Regions from separate parts of the Homo sapiens genome. Here all the other regions are linked to region 1. The links are chromatin loops, found by intact Hi-C in ENCODE. Cell type or tissue: sigmoid colon. All regions are shown on one strand. Each heading gives the region's core, and the rest is flanking DNA. Links, peaks and the distances in the headings are about the cores only. Region 1 overlaps HNF4A (hepatocyte nuclear factor 4 alpha). Region 2 overlaps KCNK15-AS1 (KCNK15 and WISP2 antisense RNA 1). Region 3 overlaps PKIG (cAMP-dependent protein kinase inhibitor gamma). Region 4 overlaps OSER1-DT (OSER1 divergent transcript). Region 5 has its middle 18 kb from the start of YWHAB. Region 6 overlaps SERINC3 (serine incorporator 3). Region 7 has its middle 14 kb from the start of LINC01260.

Region 1 (4,425 bases), core at 239-4,238:
TTTGTCGTGGGGACTGTCCTGTACATTGTCCCTGGCAGCATGTCTGGCCTCTAGCCACTAGATGTCAGCAGCACTTTTCCCTACCCTCAAGGTGTGATAATCAAAACTATCTCCAGACATTTATAAATGTCCCTTGGGGGTTGAAATTATCTCCACTGAGAACCACTGTGCTGGGCTTCTACCCTTACAAGAAATTTTCTCTCAGTCATTCAATGCTTCTCAAATCTTGGTGTCCATAAGAATCATCTGGGGCCATTATTAAAAATTCAGATGGCAGCTGGGCGAGGTGGCTTACACCTGTAATCCCAGCACTTCGGGAGGCTGAGGCAGGTGGACCACTTGAGTTCAGGAGTTCGAGACCAGCCTGCCAAACATGGTGAGACCTCGTCTCTACTAAAAATACAAAATTAGCCGAGCGTGGTAGCACATGCCTGTAATCCCAGCTACTTGGGAGGCTGAGACAGGAAAATCACTTAAACCCATGAGGCAGAGGTTGTGGTGAGCCGGGATCGTGCCATTGCACTCCAGCCTGGTTAACAAGAGCAAAACTCTGTCTCAAAAAAAAAAAAAAAAAAAAAAAAATCAGATGGTGGCTGGGCACGGTGGCTCACGCCTGTAATCCCAGCACTTTGGGAGGTGGGTGGATCACCTGAGTTCAGGAGTTCAAGACCAGCCTGGCCAACATGGTGAAACCCTGTCTCTATTAAAAAAAAAATTAGCCAGGCGTGATGGTGCATGCCTGTAATCCCAGCTACTCGGGAGGCTGAAGCAGGAGAATCGCTTGAACCTGGGAGGTGGAGGTTCCAGTGAGTGAAGATCGTGCCACTGCACTCCAGCCTGGGCGCCAGAGCGAGACCCTGCCTTAAAAAAAACAACAAAAAAAATCAGATGCCTGGGGTCCTACCTCCAGGTGCCAGGACCAACAGTGGGCCTAGTCATCAGATTAAAAAAAAGAAAATATTTAATAAATAGAGGTGGGGCATGGTGGCTCATGCCTGTAATCCCAACACTTTGGGAGGCCAAGGCAGGTGGATCACTGGAGACTAAGAATTCAAGACCAGCCTGGCCAACATGGTGAAACCTTGTCTCTACTAAAAGTACAAAAACTAGCTGGGTGTGGTGGTGCATGCCTGTAATTTCAGCTACTTGGGAGGCTGGGGCAGGAGAATTGCTTGAACCTGGGAGGCGGAGGTTGCAGTGAGAAGAGATCAGGCCACTACACTCCAGCCTGGGCGACAGAGTGAGAGTCCATAAATTAATAAACAAACAAATTAATTAATTAAAAAATAGAGACGGGGGGAGGTGTCTTGCTATGTTGTCCAGGCTTGTCTTGAACCCCAGCCTCAAGCAAATCAGCCTCCCAAAGTGCTGGGATTAAAGGCAGGAGCCATGGAGCACCTGGCCCAAGTGTTTAATGAGCTTCTGGGCACTTCTGATACCAGGTGCCCTCAGACCGCACTTTGAAAACTCCTCAAGGAGGCCTCTCAATCACCTGATCACCAAACCCTGTGTGAGGCTCCCTACCCACCTGGACCCTCTCCTTGAATTCCTCTCCTTTCCAATTATTACCCTTCCCTAGATAGCAAGTGGTGACAGAACCAAACCCTAGCTCAGCCAAAGCCCAAATTGCCTCATCTCCCTTCAGGGAATAGGCAAAAAAAAAAAAAAAAAAAAAAAAAAAAGATCACAGAGTTCAGCTGAAACCACTTAGGAAATATCAGCATCCCCACCTCCCCACCCAAAAGGACTCCTGAGTGGCAGCCTGAGAGGTGTGTCTGCTCATCAGAATAATGTTGTCAGACTGTGTTCTTTCTGGGGGATCATCACACTCCCTTTTCTGGGAACAAATGTTGGCCACTTGGTGGGATGGGCCATCATGATCTACGTCAGACAAATTCAGTGAGTCATGACTCAGCCTATCTCTCTAGACCCATCTTTTATGCCCCCTTACTTATAGTCTCTCTGAGGGCTGTTCTCAACTATTCTATTTCTCTCCTTTCCGGCACATGATGGGGATTACATTTTCTTGCTTCCTTTGAAATGAGATGTGACCATGTTACTTGTTTCAGGTAACGAGATGTGAGCAGAAACAACCTGTGTCACACCTGGGCAGAAGCTTTAAAGGCCAGTGCTGCCCTTGTTGGGGAAGCAAGTATAGATATGAATCGTTCCACAACGCGGAGCGCCCCCTGCCGACCCATGCTGGGCGTGTACTATAGGTGAGCAATTAACTTTGCTGTTCAAACCATTGAGACTTAGGGGTTTTTTTGTGGTTGCAAGCTAACTTCACTTCACTTGACTGAACACAGTCTTTCCAAAGTTTCACTAATTTTTTAATGACCATTATGATTTTTTCATATCTGTAACATTTTTCTTACATCAACTCACTTCTTTTTACTTCAATTTATTTTAGAAAGAAATATTATTACTACCAAATGAAACAGTATCATAAGTAGAAAGCAATGAGAAAATAAACAGAATGAAAGAAATCCTGATATCAAATCCTGACTTAATACTATTTGCCTTTCAAAGCCTCTGGACCTTTGGTCTTTATTTAAAAAAAAAAAAAAAAAAAAAAAAAAGGAGCCAGGGGCCAGGCGTGATGGCTCACACCTGTAATCCCAGGAATTTGGGAGGCCGAGGTGGGAAGATCACCTGAGGTCAGGAGTTCGAGACCAGCCTGACCAATATGAGGAAACCCCATCTCTACTAAAAATACAAAAATTAGCCGGGTGTGGTGGCATGTGCCTGTAATCCCAGCTACTCAGGAGGCTGAGACAGGAGAATTGCTTGAACCTGGGAGGCGGAGGTTGCAGTGAGCCGAGATCGCTCCATTGCACTCCAGCCTGGGCAACAAGAGTGAAACTCCGTCTTAAAAAAAAAATGGGAGCCAGGTGCGGTGGCTCATGCCTGTAATCCCAGCAGTTTGGGGGGCTGAGGTGGGCAGATCACTTGAGGTCAGGAGTTCAAGACCACCCTAGCCAACATGGTGATATCCTGTCTCTACTTAAAATGCAAAAATTAGCTGGGCATGATGGCATGTGCCTGTAATATCCCAGCCTCTTGGGAGGCTGAGGCAGGAGAATCACTTGAACCCAGGAGGCGGAGGTTGCAGTGAGCTGAGATTGTACCACTGCACTCCAGCCTGGGGGAGAGAGTTGAGACTCCGTATTTAAAAAAAAAAAAAAAAAAGAGGTCCCCAAGAGTACTTCTCAATCTTTTGGATCCCCAAAGCTGTCTAAGATTGTCAGAATATTTGAAGGCAGCACAGTATTGAGGCTGAGTGTACCAATTCTGGAACTTGACATCCTGGGCTTAAATTCTGGTTCAGTCATGGACTAGCTGTGTGACCCTGGACAAGTTACTGAACTGCTCTGTGACTGTTTTCTTATTTGCAAAATAGTGACCATAATGATGTGTATGGCATTAGGTCGTGGTGGGGATTATTTGTGTTAATGTATAAAAAGGGCTTAGAAGTGTGCCTGGCACTTAGTGAGTGCTATGGAGGCATTACCTATAAAATGATGGCAGGATCCAGATCCAAATAGATTTGGTGAATTATTGTTTGTTTTTTTTGAGACAGGGTCTCTGTCACTCAGGCTGGAGTGCAGTGGCGCCATCACAGCTCACTGCAGCCTCCAAGTCTCCAGGCTCAGATGATCCTCCTACCTCAGCCTCCAGAGTAGCTGGGACTACATGTGTGGACCACCACCCCTGGCTAATTTTTCTATATTTTGTAGATATGGGATTTCACCATGTTGCCCAGGCTGGTCTGGAACTCTTGGGTTCAAGCAATCTGCCCCTTCTTAGTCTTCAAAGTGTTGGGATTACAGACGTGAGTCACCCCACCCAGCCTGGAGAAATGTTTGAACTCCATGGAGATAAGTAAAAAATCCTCTGCATTGGTTAAAAATAAATCACCTGGATGATTTATTTATTTAGTGTAGATGGGAAAAGCTACCTTAGCAGAAAGTGACATAGCAAAATTCTAGAGGTTTTACTTGGTGGCAGCTGCCCAAACCTCTAACCCAGTCGTATGTATCATTAGAGAGAATGTAGTTCCCAGGTCAGAGGAGCTAAGAGGTCCTTGGCATTCTACTCCTAAGGAGCATATATGGACAATTGTGTTTAGTTTTCATTTTAATATGAATACTTAAAATTTTCCTAGGATGGCAGAGGATGAGAAAGCTATGCCCCTTAGGCCGAGTGCAGCGGCATGGCTCATGCCTGTAATCCTGGCGCTTTGGGAGGCCAAGGCGGGCGGATCACGAGGTCAAGAGATCGAGATCATGTTGGCCAACATGGTGAAACTCCATCTCTACTAAAAATACAAAAATTAGCCTTGCGTAGTGGTACGCACCTGTAGTCCCAGCTACTTGGGAGGCTGAGGCAGGAGAATTGCTTGAACCTGGGAGGCGGAGGGTG
Region 2 (4,425 bases), core at 101-4,100, 350 kb before region 1:
ACGCGAGTTCCAAGATCCAGATCCCTCTCTTGGGGTCTGGACTGGGACCCCCTTCCTGTAACACTACCACCTCCCCTGGTCCCTTGGTATGCCACTGGATTTCGGGTTTATTTATTACTGGGATCTGGTTTACCCTAGCTAATAAAGACAGGCATAAAGGTATAAATAGCAATGACGAACATCCATATGTACAACATGTTTTTTAAGGAAAAAAACATTACAAATATGACTGTTGACATGAACATTTAAAATAAATTTAGATTTATTCTGGCAACTGCAGTCTGATACTTAAGCAATCTTCCTGACGTGGGGAAAAGACTCAGGGAGACTTTGCATTCCACAGATGCCACATCAGCCATCTGGAGTAGGCAGCGCAGCACCAGTTTCTGCCACCAGGTTCTGATTTAGCCGACTTCTTGATTGCAACCTGTCTTACCACAAGGTCTTTATGATCTGTATCTTGTGCTGACCTCCTATCTCATCCTGTGACTTAGAATCCTGTGACTTAGAGTAGCCATTCTTTATTCCTTTACTTTCTTAATAAACTCACTTTCACTTTATGGACTCACCCTGAGTTATTTCTTGTGCGAGCTCCAAGAACCCTCTCTTGGGGTCTGGATTGAGACCCGATCCAGAACATAAAGATCATCAGCCATCTGGAGTAAGCGGTGATACCACCAGGTTCTCCAACTCTGGGTTTTAGTCAGATGGCCACAGAGCAGGGGTCAAGAGAGGAAGGCAGGGGAGTGGGACTGCAGTGAGATGTCTCAGAGACTGAGAGAGGCAGGGGGGTTAGTGGACCTGGAGGGTGTGTCCTTGAGGTGAGTGGTAGTGAGGGGGTTGAGAGGGTAGAGGGAGTCAAGTCAGTCACCTGTGTCCCACCCCTGCTGGCTTCAGGGCAGGGGAGAAGCTGCTGAAGAGGTTCACGTTAGGTTATTGGCCATCCAACAGAGACTGGATGAAAAGACCTGGCCCAGCGAAGACGTTAAAACCTTTTTCATGAAAGCCAGTGGTGAGGGGGCATTGGGCAGTGGAGGTGTGACCAGAAAGGGGTCCTGATCCAGACCCCAAGAGAGTGTTCTTGGATCTCCTGCAAGAAAGAATTTAAGGCAAGTCCACAAAGAGAAAGCAAGTTTATTAAGAAAGTAAAGGAATAAAGAATGGCTACTCCATAGACAGAAGAGCCCTCAGGGCTGCCGGTTGCCCATTTTTAAGGTTATTTCTTGATGACATGCTAAACAAGAGGTGGATTATTCATGTGTCCCCTTTTTAGACCATAGAGTGTAACTTCCTGACATTGGCATGGCATTTGTAAACTCTCATGGCGCTGGTAGGAGTGTGGCAGTGAGGACTACCAGAGGTCACTCTCGTCGCCATCTTGGTTTTGGTGGGTTTTGGCCAGCTTCTGCAGCCTGTTTTATCAACAAGGTCTTTATGATCTGTATCTTGTGCCGACCTCCCATCTCATCCTGTGACTTAGAATGCCTCATCGTCTGGCAATGCAGCCCAGTAGGACTCAGCCTTATTTTACCCAGCCCCTACTCAAAATGGAGTTGCTCTGGTCTAACGCCTCTGACAAAGGGGCCATAGATAAAGACCAGGCCAGTGTGATGGGGCCACTTGCAACCAAGTTTGTCAGCCAACCTGGAGGTGATGAAGAGGACTTGGCCCCTACTTCTGCCCTTGGGTTCTCCCTGATGTCATAATTCATGTCAGTGGAAGTGAAAAAAGATGAATTCTTGAGAATCAGATGGCTGAGAATGCACCTCAGACCCTAGACCACATTTTAGCCATGGAGAGGCAGGTGGCCTTTTCGTTAGCACCTGACACATGGTGGCCATTGGTTGCCTCCCCTTTCCTAGGCAGAAAGTCGAGGGGTACCTCCCAGGGAGGCTGTTGGAGTTGCCCCTTGAAGACAGCCTCCTCCTGGCAGGTGGCCTCTCGGCTGTTCATGCATGGAAATGCCACAAGGAGGCAGCAGCACATCACTGCTGTCCTCCCCCGAGCTGGAGCTGTGTCTGATTTTAACGAGATGGGAGGTTTGTTAAAATAGATTTCTGGGCCCTACTCCCAGAGCTTCTGTAGGTCTGGGATGGGGCATTTCTAACAAGTCTCCAGGTGATGGCTGCTGCCTCTGGTCAGGTACAATGGATCTATCTGTTAGAAGTCAGGATAGTGATTATCTTGTGGGTAGTGAAGAGAGGGAGACCAAGGTGGATTTTGGAGGTGCAGGCAATGCATGGTCCTGCTGTTGACCCAGGTACTGATTGCATGGGTGTGCTCATTTGTGAAAACTGGACTAACTGAACACTTTTATTTGTATACTTTTTGTTTGTTTGTTTGTTTTGTTTTTTCTGAGACAGGGTCTCACTCTTGTCACCCAGGCTAGAAGCAGTGATGCAATCTCGGCTCACTGCAACCTCCGCCTCCTGGGCTCAAGCCATCCTCCCACCTCAGCCTCCAGTGTAGCTTGGACTACGGGCATGTGCCACCATGCCCGGCTGATTTTTGTATTTTTTGTAGAGGGGGTTTCACTACGTTACCCAGGCTGGTCTCGAACTCCTGAGCTCACGCGATCCACCCGCCTCAGCCTCCCAAAGTACTGGGATTACAGGCATGAGCCACCGTGCCTGGCCTTGTATACTTTTTATACTTCATTAAAAATTCAAGAAAGAAGAAAAAGCCAAGGAAAAGAGAAACAAAATGGAAAGAGAGGAGGAGAGAGGATGAGAGAGAGAGAGACAGAAGAGAGAAACGGTGAGAGAGAGAAACATAGAGAGATAGAAGAAAGAGAGAGGAACAGAGAGAGAGGGAGAGAGGCTGGGCTAGCCGCTGGTTCAGCTGGTTCTGACTTCCCATCCTGGATTGTGAGTGGTGATTCTATTCTTCAAGCCTCAGCTTCTCATCTGTAAAATGCAGATCACAGCAACCACCTCATTTTCAATAAGAGAAGGTATAGAAAGTGTGAAAGGAAAATGAAAACCCCAATTCACTCTGCCAAAAGGAAAAAACTAAGCTGAAAGTTGAGTCATGCAACAAGCTGCCTTTCCTTTGTTCGTAAGCAGAGAGCCACAGATAAAAGGCCAGGTATCTCCACGAGTAGCCACTCTGTGTTCACCTTATCTTATGTAAAGTTACAGAGCGTGAGACGAATACATAATCGAATACATAATTTCCCTACCTGCTCTTTTTCTCTTGCAATATGTGGATTTCCAGACCCTCCTTCTTTCCCCTCCAGCCTGCTTTCCCCTTTAAATACTGAAGCCCTCAAAGTCATCTTTAGAGAAAGGCACAGACCTCTCTACTGGGCGTGTCCTTAACCTTGGAAAAATAAATGTCTAAACTGATTGAGACCTGTCTCAGACACTTTCTGGTTTACAAAAGCATCAAGAACACAGTAGCTGCTCAATAAACAGTGAGACTGTAAGCTGCTCCCCTTAAGTGTGTGGGCTCCCCTGGGCGCCGTCGTTGTTCCTGGATCCCAGAGCAGGGCGTGGGAGGGCCTGGCTGTCTGTGTTTGCTAGATTCATTTTAATTGTAACTAGTTAGGATGGGGAGGACCACGGGTGTCCTGGCAGGCAGGAGGACCTCCTGGGGCCTGTTGATGCCCTTCACTAGGGAAACTTCTTCCTTACGGCTCTCGGCTGGAGGAGGATGGTGTGCCAAGGGCCCCAGGAACAGGCCCTGTGCCAGGTCCTTCAGCCACAGCTGGTAGCGGAGTCCTCTCCAGAAAGCATTCTGCCCCGGGACACTCAGCTTGCCCCGCAGACCCAGGCCAGCACTGAGGAAGTGAGTGCAGAAGCTTCCCATGGAGGAATGGCCAGGCCTGGGCACCTGTGGCCGTGAGAGCTTCAGAGAGGGTAAACCTGGTTTGCCCCTGTGACTTTGCCCCCGACACGTTTCCTCTTCTCCACAAACAAGAGGATTCCCAGTCTTTGCCTTCACAACACTTGCCAAGAATTGCAGGCAGGATGATAATAATAGCTTCAGTTGAAGAACATGGAGGAATTACCTTCCTAATACTCACAATACCCCTGCGGAGTGGATACTCACTATTTTTTTTTTTTTTGGCAGAGTCTTGCTCTGTTGCCCAGACTGGAGTGCAGTGGCATGATCTTGGCTCACTGCAACCTCCACCTCCTGGGTTCAAGTGATTCTCATGCCTCAGCCTTCCAAGTAGCTGGGATTACAGGTGCGTGCCACCACGCCTGGCTAATTTTTGTATTTTTAGTAGAGATGGGGTTTCACCTTGTTGGCCAGGCTGGTCTCGAACTCCCGACTTCAGGTGATCCGCCCGCCTCGGCCTCCCAAAGTGCTGGGATTACAGGCGTGCTCGCCACTGCACACAGCCGGGTACTCACTTTATACAGCCATCCTGTGGGGTGGGCACTACTATTTATTCCCATTTTACAGATCAAAAAACTA
Region 3 (4,425 bases), core at 329-4,328, 230 kb before region 1:
CTCCCTCCACATGAATTTTGTGCCAGCATGCTTGGATGGGCCATGATTTACTCTAGGATGAGGCCTCCAGAAATGAACACAGAGGTACTTCCCTGTTTTCTACCGCCACACACAGCACTGGGACTTTATGAAAGTCTCTGTGCCCATCCCTAATTGTTTCCTGAGAGTATATCCCTAGAAGTAGAACTGCTGGGCTAAAGGGAAGGGTGAAATAATTTTTAGATTTTTGACACATTTCCCAGTTGCCTTCCCAAATAGCACAGTGGTATTCATGATGACAAAAAATTGGCAGAAAGACTTATAAAGTCAGTGCTGTTTTTATTTATATTCCCACCAGTAGCACACAAGATTGTCCATTTATGTACTCTTGGCAACAAGAAGTACTGCTACTATATTAACAAAAGGTTAATTTGCGAAGGGGATACTAGTATCTCTCATTGAGCACCTATGGTTTTCTGAAGGCAATTAGATAGCAGTCATTGCATGGACTCTGGCTACCTCGCAGACCTGAATTAGTAAGTGGGAGGGGTGGTCTAAGCACTGGCCTGACTTTAGGAGTTCATAGTCCAGTGGGGTGGGCCCATGGGCCCACCCAGCAAATCCTAGTTCTAGACCCACTCAGGCAAATGCCCAATGTTTTCTCTAGTGTGAGGATGTTTACTGCACCTGGTCAGTAATAGCAGCCTATAGGAAACCACCCAAATGTCCACCAGGAGGTTAGGCATCGCGTGAATTATGAAGTAGTCATAAAAAAGAAATGTGCCATACAGCCACTATGGAAAACAGTATGGAGGGTTCCTGAGAAAATTAAAAACAGTACCATATGACCCAACAATCCCACTACTAGGTATATATCCAAAGAACTGACATTGGTATGTCAAGAAGACATCTGACCTCCTATGTTTACTGCAGCACTATTTATAATAGCCAAGATATGGAATCAACCCAAATGTCCAACATGATTGAATGGATACAGAAAATGTATATATACACAAAGGAATACTATTCAGCCATAAAAAAGAATGAAATCTTGTTATTTGGGACAAAACGGATAAACCTGGAGGACATAATGTTAAGTGAAATAAGCCAGACACAGAAACACAAATACTGCATGATTTTACGCATACATGGAATCTTAAAAAAAAAAAAATTTGTTATCGGCTAGGCACAGTGGCTCACACCTGTAATCCCAGTACTTTGGGAGGCCGAGGCGGGTGGATCACTAGGTCAGGAGATCGAGACCATCCTGGCCAACATGGTGAAACCCCCTCTCTACTAAAAAAACAAACAAAAATTAGCCAGGCGTGGTGGCAGGCGCCTGTAGTCCCAGCTACTCAGGAGGCTGAGGCAGGAGAATGGCGTGAACCCAGGAGGCGGAGCTTGCAGTGAGCCAAGATCATGACACTGCACTCTAGCCTAGGTGACAGAGCAAAACTCTGTCAAAAAAAAAAAAAAAAGTTGATATAGAAGGAGAGAATACAACAGTGGTTACCAGAGACTGGGGAGGGGAGAGGAGAGGAAAGGATGGAAAGCTGGTCAACGGGTACATAGTTACAATTAGATAGGAGCAGTAAGTTCCTGTTCTATTGTACAGTATGGTGATGGTTAACAATAAGGCATTCTAGGCCGGGTGCGGTGGCTCATGCCTATAATCCCAGCACTTTGGGAGGCCGAGGCGGGTAGTTCACCTGAGGTCAGAAGTTCGAGACTGGGCTGGCCAACATCGTGAAACGTCGCCTCTACTAAAAATACAAAATTAGTCGGGTGTGGTAGCACACGCCTGTAGTCTCAGTTACTCTGGAGGCTGAGACAGGAGAATCTCTTGAACCCATGAGGCGGAGACTGCCGTGAGCTGAGATCACGCCACTGCACTCCACCCTGGGCAAGACAGAGCGAGACTCCGTCTCAAAAAAAAAAAAAAAAAAGGCATTCTATATTACAAAATAACTACAGAAGCTTTTGAATATTCTCATCACAAAGAAATAAATGCATGAGATGATGGATATGCTAACTGCCCTGATCTGATTATTATACAACATATATGTATCAAAACATCAAGTTGCACCCCACAAATATATACAATGACATGTCAGTAAAAAAAAAATAATAAAGAAATGTGCCAGATGGGCCTGTACTGACATAGGACAATGTCTGAGATAAACTGGCAACTGAAAAACAGAGGTTGCAAAACAACACCTAAAATAAAACCCAGTTCCTGTGGGGAAAGATAGCAGACATATGAAAAAAAAATCTGAAAAAACATCTATCAACCCTGTCAACTGTGGTTCTTTGTGATTAAGGGGAACTTTCGTTTTCTAAGTCTATATTTTTTCAATGGTTGAAGTTTTATAAACCCAAATTATTGTGCAATGCTTTTAGAAGGTAGCTGACATTGGCAGAAGTGCCCAGAAGGCACCCAGGGTGGGGTTGAGCCAGTAAGTGCTGCAGGTGTGTGTGTGTGTGTGTGTGTGTGTGTGAGAGAGAGAGAGAGAAGAGAGAGAGAGAGAGAGAGAGAAAGAGAGAGACAGAGAAGAGGATCAGTATGGAGGGCAAGGCCCACATCCCCCCACAACACCTAGCTCAGAAGAAACACCTAAAGAATGAATTAGGGGCCCTCAAAGATCAGACAGGTGAGACAGGGAGGTGTCCTATGGTAGAAAGAGCAAAGAATGAGACACGTGACCTTAAACCCAAGCTCTGCCACCTAACCCTGGGCAAGACCCTGCCTTTCTTGGGGCCTTCATTTCCCCTGTGTAAAATAGAGGAGGGCCAGGACACTGTCCACGGCAATTCCCCCCGGCTACAGCAGATGGCGCACCCTGCCTATCTTCCTAGCAGCCTTGCGCGCTGCCCTAGTCACGCTCTGGCTCCTCCTTGGCTAAAAGAATTCCCGGAAGTTCCAGAGGTGGCTCCTTCTACAGGTCACGGAGGTTCACTCCTGCGCTCTGCCTCTGGGGAAACCGCTCAATGCTTCAGGACAGGAAAATGGCTTATGATAATAACAGTAATAACAGAGGATAAAAATGATGCTGACAATTCCTACGATAAGGAAAGGTACCATGGCCCAGGTGCCTGTGTTTTCATACACATCACGCACTCAGTGGCCACAGCTGCCCTCTGAGGTGAGTGAGGCCGGTTTACAGCCACGGCTCAGAAGGGCCTCAGCCCCACCTGAAACCCGCTGCTCTGGAAAATGACAAACCCCGAGCAGGCCACACTGGCTCCCGGAGCCTCCGAGTCCTCGGCTCTTCCTCAGTTAGACTGTCAGCTCCACGGGAACAGGAATTTGGTCTGGATTTTTCCCATGTCCAGCTGAAACCTAATCCTGGCAGCTGAGCCAACAGGTTCTGGCCGCTGCATTCCCTGATTCTCATCCAGCACCTGGTAAAGAGCAGGCGCTCCATGCACACTCGCTGGATTTCACTCTCGGGCCTCTGAAGGAGAGGGAGTTTGTGTCTATCCCTCTTCTCCCCTGCTGCCCGCCTGTCCTCTGTGGGGAGGAGCCGCAGTTCCTTCTTGGGGCTGTTGAGAAGGGCCTCCGTGCACCGTGGAGTGCTGTGCAGGTGTTCTTGTCCTAGGACCTGACACCATGGGATGGAATTACAGGCTCTATCTGAAAGGCCAGCTTCATGCTGGAATGTCTCCTGGGGCTTTGATCTCACAATGCCATCTGATGTTACAGGCTGCCCAGTGCAGGCCACTGGCCCTCGGGACACAGAGACAGCAAATGCCACACTCAAAGACCAATCCTAGAAAACATCAGCTGGGCCAACATGCTCTGGCTACCATATCCCCTCAGGGAACAGCAATTCCAAAGACGGCTCTGGGGAGCTCTCCAATCGAAAGCAGAAACACATCGTTTTATTTTTCTCCCATATTTATATTCGTCACTCACCCTCTCATCTTTAGAGTCAACAGCAAATGGGGAAATAAAGAATCCTCAGAGTTGGAAATCCTGTCAGAAAATGGTCATTCTCAAACCCTGTTAATGAGACTGTAAACTTCCAAGACCTCCTTGGGCAGTGACTTGACAGTGTGTATCCAGAAACCTCAACTTTTTCCATATCTTTTAGCTACTAAATCAGTTTATAATAATCTATTCTAAGAAAATAATCCAAGATCTACATGAAGATAAAATGTACAAAGATGTTCCTCATAGTATTTTTTTTTTTTTTTTTGAGACAGGGTCTCGCTGTGTCACACAGGCTGGAGTGCAGTGGTACAATCATGGCTCACTGTAGCCTCAACTTCCTGGGCTCAAGCAATCCTGTTGCCTCAGCCTCCTGAGTAGCTGGGACTATTCCATGTCTGGCTCATTTTTTTTCAGGGATGGGAATCTCATTATGTTAACCAAGGTGGTCTCAAACTCGTGGTCTCAAACTCCTGGGCTCAAGTGATCCTCCTGCCTCGGACTTCCAAAGTGTT
Region 4 (4,425 bases), core at 188-4,187, 170 kb after region 1:
CCTGAGGGTCAGCAGACCGGCAAGAAAAGAGGAGCCTGCAGAGGAGATAGAAAAGGTGAGGCTGAGAGGGTGCCCCTGTGAGCAGTGGCCACAGGGACTGAAAGGAGAGCGAGTGGAGGAGGCGGCTGTGTTCAGCGTCAGGCAGGGCTCAAAACTCAAGCAACATGAGAATGAGACTAGGGCCACTGTATTCAGCAACAAGGAGGTTATCCATGACCTTGGCAAGGAACGTTTTGGTGAGATAGAAGTCTGGTTGCAGTAGATTGAAGAAAGGGTGGTGAGACAGAGACACAGAGACACACACACACACACACACACACACACACAGAGAGAGAAGGGGGGTGGGTGGAGAGGGGAAGAAGTACAGCCACTGAGAGAGAGAGAGAGACAGAGAGAGACCGACCCAGAGAGAGAGAGAAGGGGGGTGGGTGGAGAGGGGAAGAAGTAGAGCCACTGGCTAAGGCTCCAACAGGGAGAAAAGGACAGGAGCTCTGTGGGGAACCTGGGTAGAAGGGGGCTTTGTGGGTTTGGGGTTTGCTTTTTTTGTTTTTGGTTTTACTATGACAGAAGACATGATGTGTGTTTGCATATACAGAAGAAAGTGAGTTTCCTGAGAAGGGAGGAGAGCTGGGATTGGTTTTAGCTAGGAGGAGGGAAAGGAGAAAGGATGGCTATAGAGACAGGCAAAGATAAGGGATGGAGAGCAAGATTTCATATCTATTGGTTTCTGAAAACACAGATATACTTTTCTGGTGAAAACTTCTCTTCTCCCCCTCAGGCAGAGTTAGATGCTCATGAATACATAAGCTGAAAATGAAATACTTTGAAAAATGATAGCTAGCTGAGTGTCAACACTTGAGGGGCAAGATTGGTTTTGAGCATATGGAGGGTAAAGAAAGAATTCTTGAGAGTTAGGCTGAGCCAGGAAACTGCAATACACTTTCCTGAACTGTGTTCAAATGTGGAGTAAGCTGAAGACTCTCACCAAGACACAGCTCAGTTCAAACTGAAAAACCAAACCCACCTATTCTTTAATTGGGCAGATATAATAATTTATGAATTCCTAAAGGCTTAGCTCAGCAGCTTTAGAGCAGGAACTCTAAACTTTGTTTTGTTTTGCACAGGTTATACACTGACATGATTCAAAAATCAGAACACAAGGTATACACTCAGAAGCCCGGCCCCTCCTGCTGGCCCCCAACCACTTCCTGAAACACTTCTTAGTTACTTGTCTAGCTTATCAGTTTTTCTTTATGAAGATAGAAGCAATACAAACATATATTCTTAGCTGTACGTCGTGCTTTTTTTCACCTATATCTTAGAGATCTTTCCTCAGCGCACACACAGCTTCCTCAAACTTTTTCCCAGTTATATAGTATTTTGCTTTGTGGATGCACCAGTCCTGTACATACACTTCAGTTGTTTCTGATCTTTTGCTATTGCAGCCAATGTTGCAATGGATCATCTTTTACATAAATTATTACATATAGGTACAAATGTCATCTACAGGGTAGACTCTTAGACTTGTAATTTTGGTAGATATTGCCCAAATCAACAGGGCTGTCAATTTCACAATCCCACTGGTAATGTATTAAAAGTCCTGCTATTTATTCTCCCGACTCCCCCACCTCCAGCCCCATCCACAGGGCATGCTGTCAAGCTTTGGGATTTCTGCCAATCTGACAGGTTAAAAATGGTATCTCCGCATACTTTTTATAAGCACTTCTCTTTGAAGATTGAGATTGAGCATTTTTTCATAAGTTTAAGTGCTATTTGTATTTCTTTTGCTGTGAACCGTCTGCTCATGTCCTTTGCTCACTTTCTCTATTCGGCTGCTGCAGGAGAAGTCCTTAACCAGTGGTCTGTGGCTTTCTCGGAGGAAGGGAGGGAGGGCTGTCTTGTGACTCAGATAAGGTTAAGAATTGTAGGGAAAAAAACCGCTCACCCTAACCTGATACCTATTTTGTGGTATACATAGAGATGTTTAAGTTTTAAAAACTTTTAACTGAAGTTTAGTTATACGCACAGAAAAATGTACATATACCACATTATAGCACACACTCCTATAACCAACATCGGGTCAAAGAACAATATTACCAGCACCCCAAAAGCCCCTCTCAACACTCCCTTCCAATCCTTACCACATGGAGATTCTTTCTTCTGCAGCTTTATTTCTTGATTCTATTCTAAAGGCAAGTGATCCACAAATCCCGGGTCTTCCACAGTTTTGAAGCCACAGTGAAGGGCTTCACCAACGGTAAGGAAAGAGGCCCTGCAGTCCTAGGGCTCCCTCTGCTGGTGATCAGCAGCTACCAGGAAAAGCTGCCCCTCCCCTCCTGGAGCTCTGAGGATTGACTGGAGTCTTGGAAATCAAATTGGTGCAGGCTTAATGGGAATCGGCACACAGGCGCATGGCTGAGGCATCAGAGTCCTCCTTTACCTCCTTTACTCTCCATCCTGTTAACATTTCGGGAAAGCAACTATCAAAACAATAGACCACAGTAGCTTGGGGGCTATGAAGAGAATGACAAGAAAGAGCGGCGAATTCCCGCTTCCCAACCCTTGCCTATTCCCCATCCACAAAAACAGGAGGCTGTTGTGAAAGGTCCTGCTGCTTGAATCAACTGTCAAAGGCATCAACAGTCCCCAGTCATGTTTCCAGAAAGCCAGTAGACAACTGGAATTATTTGCTGAGATGACTGACTGACTGATGGACTCACTGGCTCCTGTGGTAGGTACAGCTCCTATTCTGGTGGACTGCATGCGAAGTCCCATGGGACAACGGGGTCGGGCCATTTAACACACACAGGGGAGCAGGAGTTGAGGGAGGGAAAGTCAACATAATAGGTTTTTCTTGCCCTCCAGAAATTTAGAATCTAGCAGGAGATACAAGAAATGTACGGGTAAAGGGCTGAAAATAAGTTCAGGAGGGACCTGAAGAAGCTCCAGGTGAAATGTTACTGTGGTCGTAGAGACAGGGAGGGGACCTGAGCTGACGAAGTGGACGGGTGGTAGACAGAGGAGCTGGAGGCTCTTCAGTTGTAGGGAGGGGCAAAAAACAGATGCCCAGAGAAGCCAACAGGCCCCCAGTGGACTCTCATGGTAGAAGAAAGTGGGGAGGATCACCACCATTGAGGCAGGTCCTTAGGGCTGTGGCTCCAGGAACTCCATTTTGTCAGGGTACCCAGAGCCAAACAAATTCTGCGGGATGGACTATCTGTTGACTGAAGATCTATAAGCCAGGTGCAGTGTATTCATTTGCAGAAAGGACTATGTCCTTCCCACAACTGGAATGCTTGTGTTTGCCTTCCAGGGCTCCCTTGTTTCTTTCCTCTGATTATCTCCCACCCTCTCCTTAAGGGTCCTGACCTTTCCTGTGGCTTCAATGGCCACCTGTATGCAGACTCCACAGTCTTTATTTCCAGTCCCCACCTCCCATGTGAGCTTCAGAACCATATATCTGCATGCCTGCTAGACACCTCCACGCGGCTGCCCCACGGATCTCTCAGGTTCACTCTGTCCAAACTGAACTAATTTAGAGATATATCAGCACAGAGAGGCAGTGACAGCACAGACTCTACCAAGCTGCCTAGGTTCAAATTCTAGCTCTGCCACTTGTTAGCTGTGTGACCTTGGTGAGTTACTTAACTTCTCTTTGCTTCAGTTTCCTCATCTGGAAGATGAGTGTGATAATGGTAATCTCATAGAATTGTGGTGAGAATTAAAATGAGTCTTCTGATGCATAGGAAGAGCTATGAAAGTATTAGCCCTCATAGGCTGGGCATGGTAGCTCATGCCTGCAGTCCCAGCACTTTGGGAGGCTGAGGCAGGCAGATCACTTGAGGCCAGGAGTCCGAGAGCAGCCTGGCCAACATGGCAAAACGCTGTCTCCACAAACAAACAAACAAACAAAAATTAGCCAGGCATGGTGGCACACGTGGGTGACTAAGGCAGGAGAATCACTTGAATTAGGGAAGCAGAGGTTGCAGTGAGCCAAGATTGCACCACTGCACCCCAGCCTGGGCAACAGAGCAAGACTCTGTCTCAAAAAAAAGAAAAGAAAAGGAAAGAAATAAAAGAAAGTATTAGCTGTTACTATGATTCTCCATTTAAATGTTCTTCCTCTGCTCACTGTCAGCTGGGTTCAACAGAGTTTAATTGAGATGGGCACCAATATCCATTCAGTTGCTCAAACTGGAAAGCAAAGTATCATTGTCAGCTTTCTCTCACTGCCCATCCTGTTCGTAGTCAATCTCTCCCCAAGGCCTGATCTACGCAACTTTCCAATCGGCTCACTTGTTCTCCATACTTAGGGCCACCTGCCCCTTCGATCACCATCATCTCAGGCCTGGATCACCATGCCGGCTCACGCTGAAACCAGTCATCTTTCTAAAATAAATTTGGTCATTTCTTTCCATAGCTCCT
Region 5 (4,425 bases), core at 135-4,134, 480 kb before region 1:
AGTAACCACATATCAGTTATATATAGCAACATGTATTATCAGTGATGGTAGGTTAGGTTATGCTACAATAACCTACAATAACAACATCCTCAAAGTCTCAGTGTCTTATATTAATAAAAGTTTATGTCTTTTGTTTGTTTGTTTTTTTGTTGAGACAGGGTCTCACTCTGTCTCCCAGGCTGTAGTGCAGTGGCATGATCATGGCTCACCGTAGCCTCGACCTCCTGGGCTCAGGTGATCCTCTCATCTCAGCCTCCCAAGTAGCTGGGACTACAGATGTGTGCCACAAGGCCCAGCTAATTTTTTGTGGTTTTTGTGGAGACAGGGTTTTACCATGTTGCTCAGGCTGGTCTCGAACTCCCCAGCTCAAGCAATCCATCTGCCTCAGCCTCCCAGAGTGCTGGGATTACAGGCGTGAGCCACTGCGCCCAGCCTAAAAATTTATATCTTAATTGCATGTTTGTGATGGGTTGAATTCAGCTGTATCTCTGGACACAGCTGGAAGAAGCAGCTGGAACATGCTGATCTCATGGAATAAGGAAAAGAGAGAATGGGGGAGCCTCTTAAAGCTTCTGCTTGGATGTCTCACATGTCACTTCCACTCAAATTCCCTTGGCCAAAGCAAATCATATGGCTATGCCTGACTTACGTGGGGTGGGGATGTAGAATCCTTCCATAGGGCAAGTCGGTAAAATTCCATCCTTTTATAGTGTATGTAAAACTCTAGAAATAGATATAATTTTTATATAGTTTATTAGGGTACTGAATCTTATTTCTTCATGCAAAAATATGTCTTAGAGGTCTTTCCATATTATACAAATAGATCCATCTCTTTTTAATTTAATTTTTTAATTTTTTTAACCCCAGGGCAGAAGGCACCATCTCCTTTTTATTTTATTTTTATTTTTATTTTTCAGATGGAATCTCACTCTATCGCCCAGGCTGGAGTGTAGTGGCATGATCTCGGCTCACTGCAACCTCCGACTCCTGGGTTCAAGTGATTCTCCTGCCTCAGCCTCCCAAGTAGCTGGGATTACAGGCGCCCACCACCACGCCTGGCTTTTTTTTTTTTGTATTTTTAGTAGACATGGGGTTTCATCATGTTGGCCAGGCTGGTTTCAAACACCTGACCTCAAGTGATCCCCCAGCCTTGGACTCCCAAAGGGTTAGGATTACAGGCGTGAGCCACTGTGCCTGGCCAATTCTTCCATTTCTTATTTGAGAATGTCAAAGAATGCATCTCCAATCAGCCAGTGGAATATTGCATTTTATTTATTTGTTAATGGCTTGCAACCCATAAAATAATCCATACATTATATCAACATGAATGACCCAAATGTATTGGTTATTGCAGCTGGATGGCATGCATAGCCTAGGTCACAGGTGGATGGAAGACAGACAAAACCATTTTTACTCTCTGAATTCCTCCTCCACTACCCCATCACTGATGTTGTCTCCCTCCCAGCCATCTCCCTTATTTGAGGAGCAATGCATGGGGAATAGGTAGTGGGCGCTGCAGTGCATACTGTGGTGTGCCACCCAGACCCCCATCCCCAGGATGGGGCATTTATTCCCCCAGCTGCTGGGAGCATTGGCTGCTGGCAGCTCTCAGCTGAGTCCCTATGACTGTTCGAGGTGGACATTCCAAGGTCCTGTCCTCTTGCCATCCCAGCTCTATATTCCCCATGGCATTAGCCAAGGCCTCTGCTGAGGTTGCACTGCAGTTTGACTTTTCCTTTCCACAGATGTAATCCCGACAGCACTCTGCAATAGACTTCCTGACTTCAAATCTCCATATTGGAGTCTGATTCCTCGGGACCTGACTCACAACAGCCCACCACAGGCTCTGAAGTCAGACAGAACTGGGTTTCAGTCTTATCCCAAACACCAACTAGATATGTAATCCTAGAGATGATAAGTCCACTATACACCTTGTATGCCTCGGGTTTTTAATATCAACTGAATGTTGATAGTTTCTTGGAAACTGCAACTTTAAGTGAAATGATGTATGATGAAACCATTTTTTCCCTCATAATCATAATGGAAGGACATTACTTGAGGACGTGCTGCACATCATTTTGCTTAAAGTCGCAGTTTCCAAGAACCCATCGAAGAAGTTAAGTGAGGACTTACTATATACACTTCTTGCAGTTACTGTGAGGATGAAATAACACATGTAAAACACTGAGCACAGTATCTGGTACGTACTAGGTGCTCAAAACAAGTGCTAGCATGTTAGTAGTACTATTACATTAAAATGATAATCTTGGTAGAGTAATTAGATGATCCAGGACAGAGGAGATGGAGAGATTTTGCTAAAATTCATTCTCTCTTTTCCCCTCCTTGCCTGCATTTCCAGTGCCCTCACGCCCCGCTGAAACAGAAATAGACCTGTTGTGCTAACTTATTTCCGGAAGATGGCGCCAGCAGATAACGCTGCGGACGAGTCCCTTTGGTTTTCTTTTTCTTTTTCTTTTTCTTTTTCTTTTTTTTTGAGATGGAGTCTCGCTCTGTCGCCCAGGCTGGAGTGCAATGGCACGATCTCGGCTCACTGCAACCTCCGTCTCCCAGGTTTGAGGGATTCTCCTGCCTCAGCCCCCCAAGTAGCTGGGATTACAGTCATGTGCCACCACGCCTGGCTCATTTTTGTATTTTTAATAGGGGGGGGGTTCACCATGTTGGCCAGGCTGGTCTTGAACTCCTGGCCTCAAGTGATCCGCCTACCTCGGCCTCCCAAAGTGCTGGGATTACAGGTGTGAGCCACTACGCCTGGCCAGGAACAATTTTCACTATTCACAGATTACATATCAATTTCACATGTGTTATCTCATTTGATTCTCCTTCACCAACCATTTACCAAATGCTGATTATTCCATCTTTACTGTTTTATCCCTTCGCCAACAAATGCTTACTGAGCACTTACTCTAGCCAAAGAGCATCTTTAAATGCCTTCTCAAGCGCAATGACTAAGAAACAAAAAAGGAAATAGAATTCTAAGCCTCTGCTGGAGAGCTGGACTTTCCAGAGATGAATAAGACAAGTTCCAGCCACTGATTTCTTTCTGGTTCTGGGTTGATGTCAACTTGTGCTCTGGAAGGAGGCTGCTTTCATAAAGCAGAAGAAGCTTAATTCAAGTGAAACTGAGTCAGAAAGAAAGCAATTCCTTTGCAGGAGCAGCTAGGGTGCATCTCAGAGACTGTCTGCAGTACTTCCCAAGGGCTATTGATCTGAGAGCAGAGCATTCGGTCCTTGGACTGGTGAAAATTGCTGAGCAGGCAAAAGAAGAATAAAACCCGTAAAGGGAATGGAGAAAAGATGTTGAAGGGCTTCCGGGTAGGGAAGGTTAGCTGGACTGCATTCAGGAGCTCCAGACAGAAGTGACTCTGCAGTTCCTTGAGCTTCGCAGGCAGGCCTGCAAGCAAACCTGGAAACCACGAGACCAGGGCCTGGCGATCCATTTCTTTGGTGGGGACAGAGGTGCTCACCCTCAGCCTTCTCACGCTCACTCCAGAACTGTGACGGGGTGAGCTCACGTGACAATCACCTCAGCAGTGCAATTTTAGGGGTGTCAAGAAGGGCTCCTTCTATGGCTGAAATCTCTTTCAACAGTTACTGTCTGGTGCCCCAAATGCCACCACTGGTGTCCTTTATTTCTTTTCTTTTCTTTTCTTTTCTTTTCTTTTCTTTTTTTTTTTTTTTTTGAGGCAGGGTCCCACTCTGTCATCTAGACTGGAGTGCAGTGGCGCGATCTGGGCTCACTGCAACCTCTGCCTCCTGGGTTCAATCAATTCTCCAGCATCAGCCTCCTGAGCAGCTGGGACCACAGGTGCATGCCACCGTGCCAGGCTAAGTTTTATATATTTTTGTAGAGATGAGACTTCACCATGTTGGCCAGACTGGTCTCGAACTCCTGACCTCAAATGATCCTCCCGTCTCGGCCTCCCAAAGTGCTGAGATTACAGGCACGAGCCACTGCGCACAGCCCATTAGTGTCCTTTAATATGAATATTGCAAGAGTTAAAAACAGGACTTCTATAAAGAAATGTATAATTATATTGGCTTGGAGAAAATTCTGCAAGTGTACACATCAGTTGTTAACAGGGGTTATCGTGAGCCAGAAAGTGTGGAGTAAGTAAGGGAGATTAATGGAGGTCAGAAAAGGAAGAAGAAAAGGATAGATAAGAAAAAAAAATCACACTTAAAAAGGGTGCTCTTGATTAAAAGAATGTGTATTATTTGTTATGATTTATGAAAAAGGTTACTTCTATTGCCCATACGCGTTAAGACAGGCATGAAAGATGCCCAGTAAAATATTAACAGTAGTTATTATATGCTGATGAGATTTCAAAGAATGTTACTTTCTTCCTTATAACTTTATATATTTAAATTTTTATAGGGAGCATTTAAATCAGGAAAGTGGGAAAA
Region 6 (4,425 bases), core at 132-4,131, 130 kb before region 1:
CCCCTCAGAGCAATTTCAAGCAGTTTCCTAATCAAGCATAATGACTCAAATTATATCCTCTCTTAGCTGGGCATGGTGGTGCTTGCTTGTACTCAGGAGGCTGAGGCCAGAGGATCGCTTGAGCCCAGGAGTTTGATGCTGCAGTGAGCTGTGATCACACAACTGTACTCCAGCTTGGGCAACAGAGTGACGCCTTGTCTTTTTAAAACAAAACAAAACAAAGGCCGGGTGCATTGGCTCATGCATGTAATCCCAGCCCTTTGGGAGGCGGAGGCGGGCAGATCACTTGAGGTCAGGAATTCGAGACCAGCCTGGCCAACATGGTGAAACCCTGTCTTTACACAAAAATTAGCTGAGCATGGTGGCACGTGTCTGTAATCCCTGTAATCCCAGCTACTTGGGAGGCTGAGGTAGAATTGCTTGATCCCAGGAGGGTGAGGTTGCAGTGAGCCGAGATGGCGTTACTGCACTCCAGCCTGGGAGACAGAGTGAGAACCTGTCTCAAAAAAAAAGAAAGAAAAGAAAAAAAGAAATAAAATTATATCTTCTTTCATGTAGTGTGGTCACTAACAGATTTTAGCAGACTAAAGATCTAGGTTACTCTTTTTTTTTGAGACGGAGTCTCAGTCTGTCGCCCAGGCTGGAGTGCAGTGGCACAATCTTGGCTCACTGCAACCTTGGCCACCCGGGTTCAAGCAGTTCTCCTGCCTCAGCCTCCTGAGTAGCTGGGATTACAGGTGCCTGCCACTGCACCCGGCTAATTTTTGTATTTTTAGTAGAGATGGGGTTTCACCATCTTGGCCAGGCTGGTCTTGAACTCCTGACCTTGTGGTCCACCTGCCTTGGCCTCCCAAAGTGCTGGGATTACAGGCGTGAGCCACCACGCCTGGCCCTAGGTTACTCTTTAAAAAAAAGGAGGTAAAGTTGACATAAAATTAACCATTTCAAAATGTTTAGTGGGCCGGGTGCAGTATCTCACGCCTGTAATCCAGCACTTTCGGTGGCCAGTGTGGGTGGATTGCCTGAGCTCAGGAATTCAAGACCAGCCTGGGCAACATGACAAAACCCTGTCTCTACTAAAAAATACAAAAAAAAATCAGCTGGGGGTGGCATTGCACACCTGTAGTCCCAGCTACTTGGGAGGCTAAAGCACAAGAATTGCTTGAACTCAGGAGGTGGAGGTTGCCGTGAGCCGAGATTGTGCCACTGCACTCCAGCCTGGGCAACAGAGTGAGACTGTCTCAAAAAAAAAAAAATAAAAAAGCGTATAGTGGCATTTAGTACATTCACAATGTTTTGCTGCCATCACATCTGTCTAGTTCGTCGCCCTAAAGGGAAATCCTTTACCCATTAAACCATCACTCCCATTTCCCTTCCCTTCAACCCCTAATCTTCTGTCTCTAGATTCACTTATTCTGGATATTTTATTATATAAATGCACTAATACAGTATGTGACCTTTCATGTCTGGCTTTTTAAATAACTTTGCATGATGTTTTCAGGGTTCACCTGTGTTCTATCATGTATCTATCTATTATGTCTGAATAAGCCATTGTATAGATAGACCAAGTCTCACTCTGTTGCCCAGGCTGGAGTGCAGTGGCATGATTTCAGCTCAATGCAACCTCCACCTCCTGGGTTCAAGCAATTCTCCTGCCTCAGCCTCCTGAGTAGTTGGGGCCACAGGCATGAGCCACCACGCCCGGATAATTTTTGTATTTTTAGTAGAGATGGGATTTCATCATGTTGGCCAGGCTGGTCTTGAACTCCTGACCTCAGGTGACCTGCCCACCTCAGCCTCCCAAAGTGCTGGGATTACAGGTGTGAGCTGCCGCACCCAGCCAGATATACCATATTTTTACTTAGGCCATATTTACTTATCAATTAATGGACAGTGGGTTGTTTCCACATTTTGGTGATTGTAAATAGTGGTGCTGTGAATATTCGTGTACAAGCTTTTGTTTTAATAGCAGTTTCAAACAAAACAGCTATTGGGGTCGGGTATATACTTTCTGGGTCATATGGTCATTCTGTATTTAACTTTCTGAGGAACCTGGTTCCTCTTGAATTGAGCTAAATGGCCCTTGCTGTTATTATTTGTCAGAGGGTTTCCATGTAGTGTTGCTTTATTTTTTTATTTTATTTTATTTTTTTGAGATGGAGTCTCGCTCTGTAGCCCAGGCTGGAGTGCAGTGGCGCAATCTCAGCTCAGTGTGAGCTCCGCCTCCTGGGTTCATGCCATTCTCCTGCCTCAGCCTCCTGAGTAGCTGGGACTACAGGCGTCCGCCACCACACCCGGCTAATTTTTTCTGTATTTTTAGTAGAGACAGGGTTTCACCGTGTTAGCCAGGATGGTCTCGATCTCCTGACCTTGTGATCCACCCGCCTCGGCCTCCCAAAGTGCTGGGATTACAGGCGTGAGCCACCACGCCCGGCATGTTGCTTTATGTTGTAATATCAGCTTTGGTAACTTGGATTCGCAGTAAGCAGCAAGTGGAGTTAGGTTTATATTTTTCTCATATTTTAAAACAAATGATGCTCTCAGAATATAATTAACATTTATTGAACTGTTAATGCATTTTAGGTAGTGTTGAGTGCTCATTTAATACAGCAGAGTCTGAGGGAGGAAAATTCCATTATTGAGCTCATTTTACAAATGGTCAAATGGGGTTAGAGTACGTAACTTGCTGGGGTAAAAAGCGGCAGAAATAATATTTACTCCAGAGCCCGTACTTTTAACCACTTCCTCCCAGCCATGATTCTCTGAGTTAAAACTATAAAGCCTGATTTGCCTCGCTTTCTCTTCTGCGACATCTGTGTCATAAAGGAGTATACTGAAGGCGGTCTCAGGTGACCATGGTGTGCTCATTCCAGGTTCCATGCCTCTGCAGCGGTGCCTCATGTTTGCTGTGTAGTTGCTGTCCTAACAGTAAGAATTCCACGGTGACTCGCCTCATTTATGCTTTCATTCTCCTCCTGAGCACTGTCGTATCCTATATCATGCAGAGAAAAGAGATGGAAACTTACTTGAAGAAGGTAAGAAGTAACAGTGCCCTTAAGGTATTGGTTATTTTTATTTTTATATTCTGCAAAATTCTAGTTTTATTTCGTCGTTGTTAATCAAGTTGGTTGTAATTTGGAGATTTTTTACTTATATGGGGGTGTGGTCAAAACACAGAAATATGAGGACATTAGTCCTTTTCCAGAAATACAGAATGAACATCTGGGCTCCAGTCGAACAACTGAGAGAAAACATTAAAAGGGTGGCTCCAAAACATTTTCTTTCCTTATGTGTTAAAGGTCGAAGCATCTAAACTGGACTAGTTCTTCACCTTTGGAAGGACTCAGTCGTAGCTGGAAAATCTCACAGGAAAGTGGCACACAGCCTCTTCATCCTAAAAGGGCAAAGAAGAGAGACCATATTTTTTTGAAACTAAGACTCACTCTGTTGCCCAGGCTGGAGTGCAGTGACATGATCTTGGCTCACTGCAACCTCCGCCTCCCTGGTTCAAGCAATTCTCCTGCCTCAGCCTCCCGAGTAGCTGGGATTATAAGCATGCACCACCATGCCCGGGTAATTTTTTGTATTTTTAGTAGAGATAGGGTTTTCACCATGCTGGCCAGGGTGGTCTCGAACTCCTGACCTCGTGATCCACCCACCTCGGTCCCCCAAAATACTGGGATTACAGATGTGAGCCACCGTGCCCAGCCGAGAGAGCATTTTTATTTTTAAAATGCATGTTATTTATACTGTTTGGTAACAAGATTGTAAATGAATTGGAAGACAAAGAGAAAAATTCCATAGTCAGTCTTGCAGTTGTTGAAGTAGTTAATTTTCTAAATCCAGGCTTTCCTGCAGTGGGTTAGAGTCTCTGTCTAAATGTAGATATTCTCGTAACATTGAAATTGCTTTTTTCCAGATTCCTGGATTTTGTGAAGGGGGATTTAAAATCCATGAGGCTGATATAAATGCAGATAAAGATTGTGATGTGCTGGTTGGTTATAAAGCTGTGTATCGGATCAGCTTTGCCATGGCCATCTTTTTCTTTGTCTTTTCTCTGCTCATGTTCAAAGTAAAAACAAGTAAAGATCTCCGAGCGGCAGTACACAATGGGTATGTTAGATTTATGATTAACTGGTTACATTATGGTGTGGCTCTTCCTTCCCTTCAGCAGTTAATATAGCCATTCTGATGAAATCAATGGAATATGTAAATGAGTGGCTCAGATGCATTTCTGATCTATTATGCATGTGAAATTGTTTTAATGTCATTTTCAGTTAGATTGCTGTAACATGGAGGGGATAGGGGGTCTTGTCTTTTTATTTTCTTCTATTAAATTCCTTTGCTTCATGTTCTTAGATTTTTATTGAACACCTGTTAAATAGTTGAAGCACTATGCTAGATACTACGTACACACACACTTTT
Region 7 (4,425 bases), core at 207-4,206, 300 kb before region 1:
AGTTGCACACAAATCCCAAGTGCTTAGCTTGATGAATTTTCACGGAGTGACCACGCTCCTGAAGATGGTGTCCAGAACATTGTCAGCCCCAGAGAAGCCCCCAGATGGCCCCCAAAGAGCAGCCATCATCCTGACTTTAACATCATAAATTAGTTTTGCCTCTTGTGAACTTTTTGTGAGTGGAATCACACAATATGTATTATTTTGCGTGTGGCTTCTTTTGCTCGACACATATGTGTGCAAGTTCCATCTACACTGCTGTGTGTAGTTGTTCATTCATTTTCATTCTCACTGGAGTATTGCATTGTATGAAGATACCACAATTTATCCGTTCTGCTGTCGATGAGCATTTGGGTAGTTCCTGGTTTAGGGATATTTCAAATTATGTGGCTATGGAGATCACTGGCATAGTCCTGTCCAATAAAATATGATAGACACAGAAGAACTGAAAATATGAGTCAAACAGATATTTGTACCAAAATGTTCACAGCAGCACTATTCACCATAGCCAAAAGTGGAAACAACCGAAATGCCCATCAGTGAATGAATGGATAAACAAAATGTGGTATATCCTTACAATGGAACATTATTCAGTCTTAAAAAAGGAAGGAAGGTCTGACATATGCTACAACATGCGTGAACCTTGAAGACACTATACTGAGTGAAATAAGCCAGCAACCAAGGACAAATTGTATATGATTTCTCCCGTATGAGGCAACCTAGAATAGTCCAGTTCACAGAGACAGAAAGTAGAATAGTGGCTGCCAGGGGCTGGGAGGAGAGGAGCAAGCGGAGTTGTTGTTTTATAGAGGCAGAGTGTCAGTTTGGGAAGATGAAAACGCTCTGGGGGTAGATGATGGTGATGGTTGCGCAACAATGGGAATGTACTTAACACAGCTGAACTTCTGGACCCTTAAAAATGGTCCAAATGGTAAATGTTATGCATATCTTACCACAATAAAAAGGTAAAAATATATAATATGATCCACAATGCAAGCCATGTATATTTCTAGCAGCCACATTCAAAAAAGAAAAAGAAATAGGTAAAAGTAATTTTAAAAATTACTTAACCCAGGCCAGGTACAGTGGCTCATGCTTGTAATCCCAGCATTTTGGGAGGCTGAGGTGGGCAGATCACTTGAGGTCAGGAGTTTGAGACCAGCCTGGCCAACATGGTGAAACCCCATCTCTACTAAACATACAAAACAAAATTAACTACGGGTGGTAGCAGGTGCCTGTAGTCCCAGCTGCTCAGGAGGCTGAGGCAGGAGAGTCACTTGAATCCGGGAGGCAGAGGTTGCAGTGAGCCAAGATCATGCCACTGCACTCCAGCCTGGGCGACATAGTGAGACTCCGTCTCAAAAAAATAAAAAACAAAAATAAAAATTACTTAATCCAATCTATCCAAAATATTATTGCGACACATCATCAATATTAGCAAGTTATTAAGGAGTCATTTTGCATTTTTGTTAGTATACAAAATCCCATATATATTTCACACTTGCAGCACATCTCAATTTGACCAGCCATATTTCTTTCTTTTTTCTGAGACTGTCTCGCTCTGCTGCTCAGGCCGGAGTGCAGTAGCACGATCTTGGCTCACTGCAGCCTCCGCCCCTGGGTTCAAGCAATTGTTGTGCCTCAGCCTCCCAAGTAGCTGGAACTACAGGTACGTGCCACCACGCCTGGCTGATTTTTGTATTTTTAGTAGAGACAGGGTTTTGCCATGTCAGCCAGGCTTGGATCAGCCATATTTCAAGGACTCAGCAGCCACATGTGGTGGGTGGCTCCACATCAGATCATGCAGGTCTAGTTCAAGTCTTTTGATGAATGTATCATGCATACCTGTTAGATATGTGCATTTTTAATTTTGATAGATGTTACCAGATTAGCTTCTATAGGTGTTAAACCAAGTTTTCTTTTCTGGTTTTTTTTTTTTTTTTTTTTTGGTTTGTTTGGAGATGGAGTCTCACTCTGTTGCCCAGGATGGAGTGCAATGGCGAGATCTCAGCTCACTGCAAGCTCCGCCTCCTGGGTTCAAGTGATTCTCCTGCCTCAGCCTCCCGAGTAGCTGGGACTACTGGCGTGTGCCACCACACCCAGCTAATGTTTGTATTTTTAGTAGAGACAGGGTTTCGCCATATTGGCCAGGCTGGTCTTGAACTCCCGACCTCAGGTGATCCGCCCTCCTCGGCCTCCCAAAGTGCTGGGATTACAGGTGTGAGCTATCGCACCTGGCCAAAACCAAGTTTTAATCCCACCAACAATGTAAGAAGGAGTGTGTCTCCATATCCCCACCTGCATAAGTTTGCCAGTTTGATAGCAAAACAGTGCCTGCTCAGGTGGTGTGGGTTTAACACGTTTCTCTTCCTAGGAGTGAAAATGAGAATCTTTTTATATGTTAAAATGCCGCTGCGCTTTCCTTTCTGTGAACCATTGGCTCACCAATTTGAGGGCTATTTTATACTTCTCTCACCCCTCTCCCCGTTCTCCAGGCCCCACCAGAGTTGGGACTAAATGAGGGCTCAAAGCCAGATATTTCAGAATCGTGCTGTTGTCTTGCTGGCAAATTCTGTCTGAGTTCTGGGAAGCAGGGCTTATCCTTGAGGGCACACCGCCCCCTGCTGGCCAAGATGGGTTTTTCCTCCCCAGCTTAGACCAGGAGAGGAGGCAGGACGGCTGGCGACTGAGGGGGGCTGCCTCTGGAGTCTGGGTTTGATCTCACGTATACCATTGACTCCTATGTGACCTCAGGTAAGCAACTTCACCTCTCTGGGCTTTCTACTTCCTCACCTATAAAATCGAAATAATAGCCATTCTTCTCACTCTCGGCGTTGTTGGAGGAATAATCCGGTGATCGGGCTTGAAGGTGCTTCACAGAGTGTGGCAAAAAACAAGTGCTAACTAAACAGTGGCTGGGATTCTTGACATTCAGAAAGACCCAGTGGAGAGAGAGAAAGGATGACGGGAGCTTAGCAAAAGAAGCAGCTGGTGCAGCTGGAATTTCATAGGTCCACTTCTGCCTAGCCAACTTCTAAACCTGTTTTCTCTTGGCTCCCTTACTTTCCAGCCAGAGGCTCAGTCATACTGCAATGCTGAGAACTCCCTGCCTAAGCCAGACAGGGCCTTGACCTTTCCCCCACGTTGGGCTGGGCACACTAGAGTGCTGAGCAAATCCACACTCAGCACCTCCCCTCCCCCCCCCACACACACACATACACAAAGCCACACATGCAAAGCATTTGGATATCTTCTTCCAGGGAGCTTATAGACACCCCAGCAGAGGCTTCTGTGATCACACTGGCTGAGCACCAGCTCTCTGTGTGGTGCTGGATGAGGGGAGTTTTATCTGAGCCACTCTGGCCCCCCGCTGTAGGGCCCTGTCCTCTTATTTGACATTCAACTCTTGCCTAATTGACAATTACACTCATATCCTTCCTCTGCTCTGCAACCTTCCATGGCTCCCCAGTGCCTACCACCTAAGGCCAGATTCCTCACCCTGGCATTCAAGGCCACTCATGGCCTTGGATGGTCTGTGTGTGGAGGGGCCCACTAGGCTACATGAGGAACGCTCTCTCAAATCCTGCCCTTCCTTCAAGATTGAACTAAATGCCACTTCCTTCCTTCCTTCATTTCTCTACCCATTCATTCAACATGATTTATTAAACACAAAATGGATTTATTAGCACATATTTATTACCTACTATGTGAAGACATTATTCTAGGCAGTGGAGAGAGATAGTGGTCTCAGCCAATTGCAACTGAAATGTGTTAGTTTTGCAAATGTGAAACATATGCCCATGCGAATGCGTTGGAAAGTTCCTCCATGGCCCTGGGAGAGGACATGCAAGTCAGGAGCCCTGATGCGTCACCAGCCTCACAGTAAATTCACCTCTGTGCCCAAGAATGCAGGGCTGTCTCCTGGTCCAGGATCATGGTCTCTTCCTCCTCTGATCTCCAAGGACTTGCACTCTCGGCTCTGCCACTGACCAGCTTTGTGACTTTGGGAAGTCATTTTTCTAAGTCTCAGATTATGTATGTAAATGGGTATATAGGAAGTGATTCCTACCTTGAGAGAGGAATTAAATGTTAATTAAATTGCTTAAAGGGGTTAGGTTACATTAGATTAGGTGTAAAAACGTCTGCACGTGGTAAGTGCTCATTGAGCGGCAGCCATTATTATTACTATTAGCCGCAGCTGACTTGGGCAACACCTGCTACCTGCTTCCAGATGGATCCAGAGGTTTGCTTTCTTTGCCCACTGGAGGGCAGCAGAAAGCAGAAACCTGCCTTCCAGAGCTTTGCACCCCGGCTAACACCTAACACTGGCCTCTCAAGAGGCAGGAGGAAGGGTAAGGGGTTTCTGGGCTCAAAAGTGAGGCTGGCCAGTGAATTTTCTGTGTCTCTAGGACTGGATGCTAGTGG

What was found. Peaks named below come from ENCODE experiments on the same cell type or tissue, not always from the same donor. Only the 100,000 strongest peaks of a DNase experiment are listed, where the experiment ranks them.
Region 2: it touches region 1 in a loop (5-fold over the local background); 34 of 110 quality-filtered maps call a loop at or near these places.
Region 3: it touches region 1 in a loop (14-fold over the local background); 90 of 110 quality-filtered maps call a loop at or near these places.
Region 4: a loop joins it to region 1, with 3 times the contacts of the local background. A loop is called at or near these places in 77 of 110 quality-filtered maps.
Region 5: it touches region 1 in a loop (4-fold over the local background); 17 of 110 quality-filtered maps call a loop at or near these places.
Region 6: a loop joins it to region 1, with 2.7 times the contacts of the local background. A loop is called at or near these places in 6 of 110 quality-filtered maps.
Region 7: it touches region 1 in a loop (8-fold over the local background); 43 of 110 quality-filtered maps call a loop at or near these places.

What each region holds. Positions count from the first base shown.
Region 1 is chr20:44,382,317-44,386,741 of GRCh38, reverse strand. The region is part of intron 1 of HNF4A (hepatocyte nuclear factor 4 alpha); the gene reads right to left. HNF4A-AS1 (HNF4A antisense RNA 1) reads left to right here. Exons shown (of 3, transcript NR_172878.1): 2 at 2,070-2,219. Among named protein-coding and RNA genes, the nearest start is that of HNF4A-AS1, 11 kb to the left of the region's middle. In sigmoid colon, for the core only: CTCF peaks have their summits at 1,990 and 2,194 (motif pointing left); a DNase peak (open chromatin) is centred at 2,171; H3K27ac peaks cover 215 bases; H3K27me3 peaks cover 2,280 bases.
Region 2 is chr20:44,731,099-44,735,523 of GRCh38, reverse strand. The region is part of intron 3 of KCNK15-AS1 (KCNK15 and WISP2 antisense RNA 1); the gene reads left to right. Among named protein-coding and RNA genes, the nearest start is that of KCNK15, 13 kb to the left of the region's middle. In sigmoid colon, for the core only: a CTCF peak has its summit at 1,969 (motif pointing right); a DNase peak (open chromatin) is centred at 1,973.
Region 3 is chr20:44,608,553-44,612,977 of GRCh38, reverse strand. The region is part of intron 2 of PKIG (cAMP-dependent protein kinase inhibitor gamma); the gene reads right to left. Among named protein-coding and RNA genes, the nearest start is that of PKIG, 28 kb to the right of the region's middle. RefSeq lists enhancers at 2,284-2,343, 2,374-2,473, 2,524-2,593, 3,351-3,925. In sigmoid colon, for the core only: CTCF peaks have their summits at 2,599 and 2,804 (motif pointing right); DNase peaks (open chromatin) are centred at 2,847 and 3,277; H3K4me3 peaks cover 820 bases; H3K27ac peaks cover 1,467 bases.
Region 4 is chr20:44,215,399-44,219,823 of GRCh38, reverse strand. The region is part of intron 2 of OSER1-DT (OSER1 divergent transcript); the gene reads right to left. Among named protein-coding and RNA genes, the nearest start is that of OSER1-DT, 6.7 kb to the right of the region's middle. In sigmoid colon, for the core only: a CTCF peak has its summit at 2,299 (motif pointing left); a DNase peak (open chromatin) is centred at 2,299; H3K27ac peaks cover 489 bases.
Region 5 is chr20:44,865,746-44,870,170 of GRCh38, reverse strand. No RefSeq gene overlaps it. Among named protein-coding and RNA genes, the nearest start is that of YWHAB, 18 kb to the left of the region's middle. In sigmoid colon, for the core only: CTCF peaks have their summits at 2,224 and 2,423 (motif pointing right); a DNase peak (open chromatin) is centred at 2,400; H3K4me3 peaks cover 492 bases.
Region 6 is chr20:44,512,489-44,516,913 of GRCh38, reverse strand. It overlaps SERINC3 (serine incorporator 3), which reads left to right. Exons shown (of 10, transcript NM_006811.4): 2 at 2,874-3,035; 3 at 3,920-4,113. Among named protein-coding and RNA genes, the nearest start is that of SERINC3, 7.4 kb to the left of the region's middle. In sigmoid colon, for the core only: no CTCF peak of the experiment used is centred there; no DNase peak of the experiment used is centred there.
Region 7 is chr20:44,683,561-44,687,985 of GRCh38, reverse strand. No RefSeq gene overlaps it. Among named protein-coding and RNA genes, the nearest start is that of LINC01260, 14 kb to the right of the region's middle. RefSeq lists silencers at 2,619-2,738, 4,340-4,399. In sigmoid colon, for the core only: CTCF peaks have their summits at 2,433 and 2,635 (motif pointing left); a DNase peak (open chromatin) is centred at 2,615.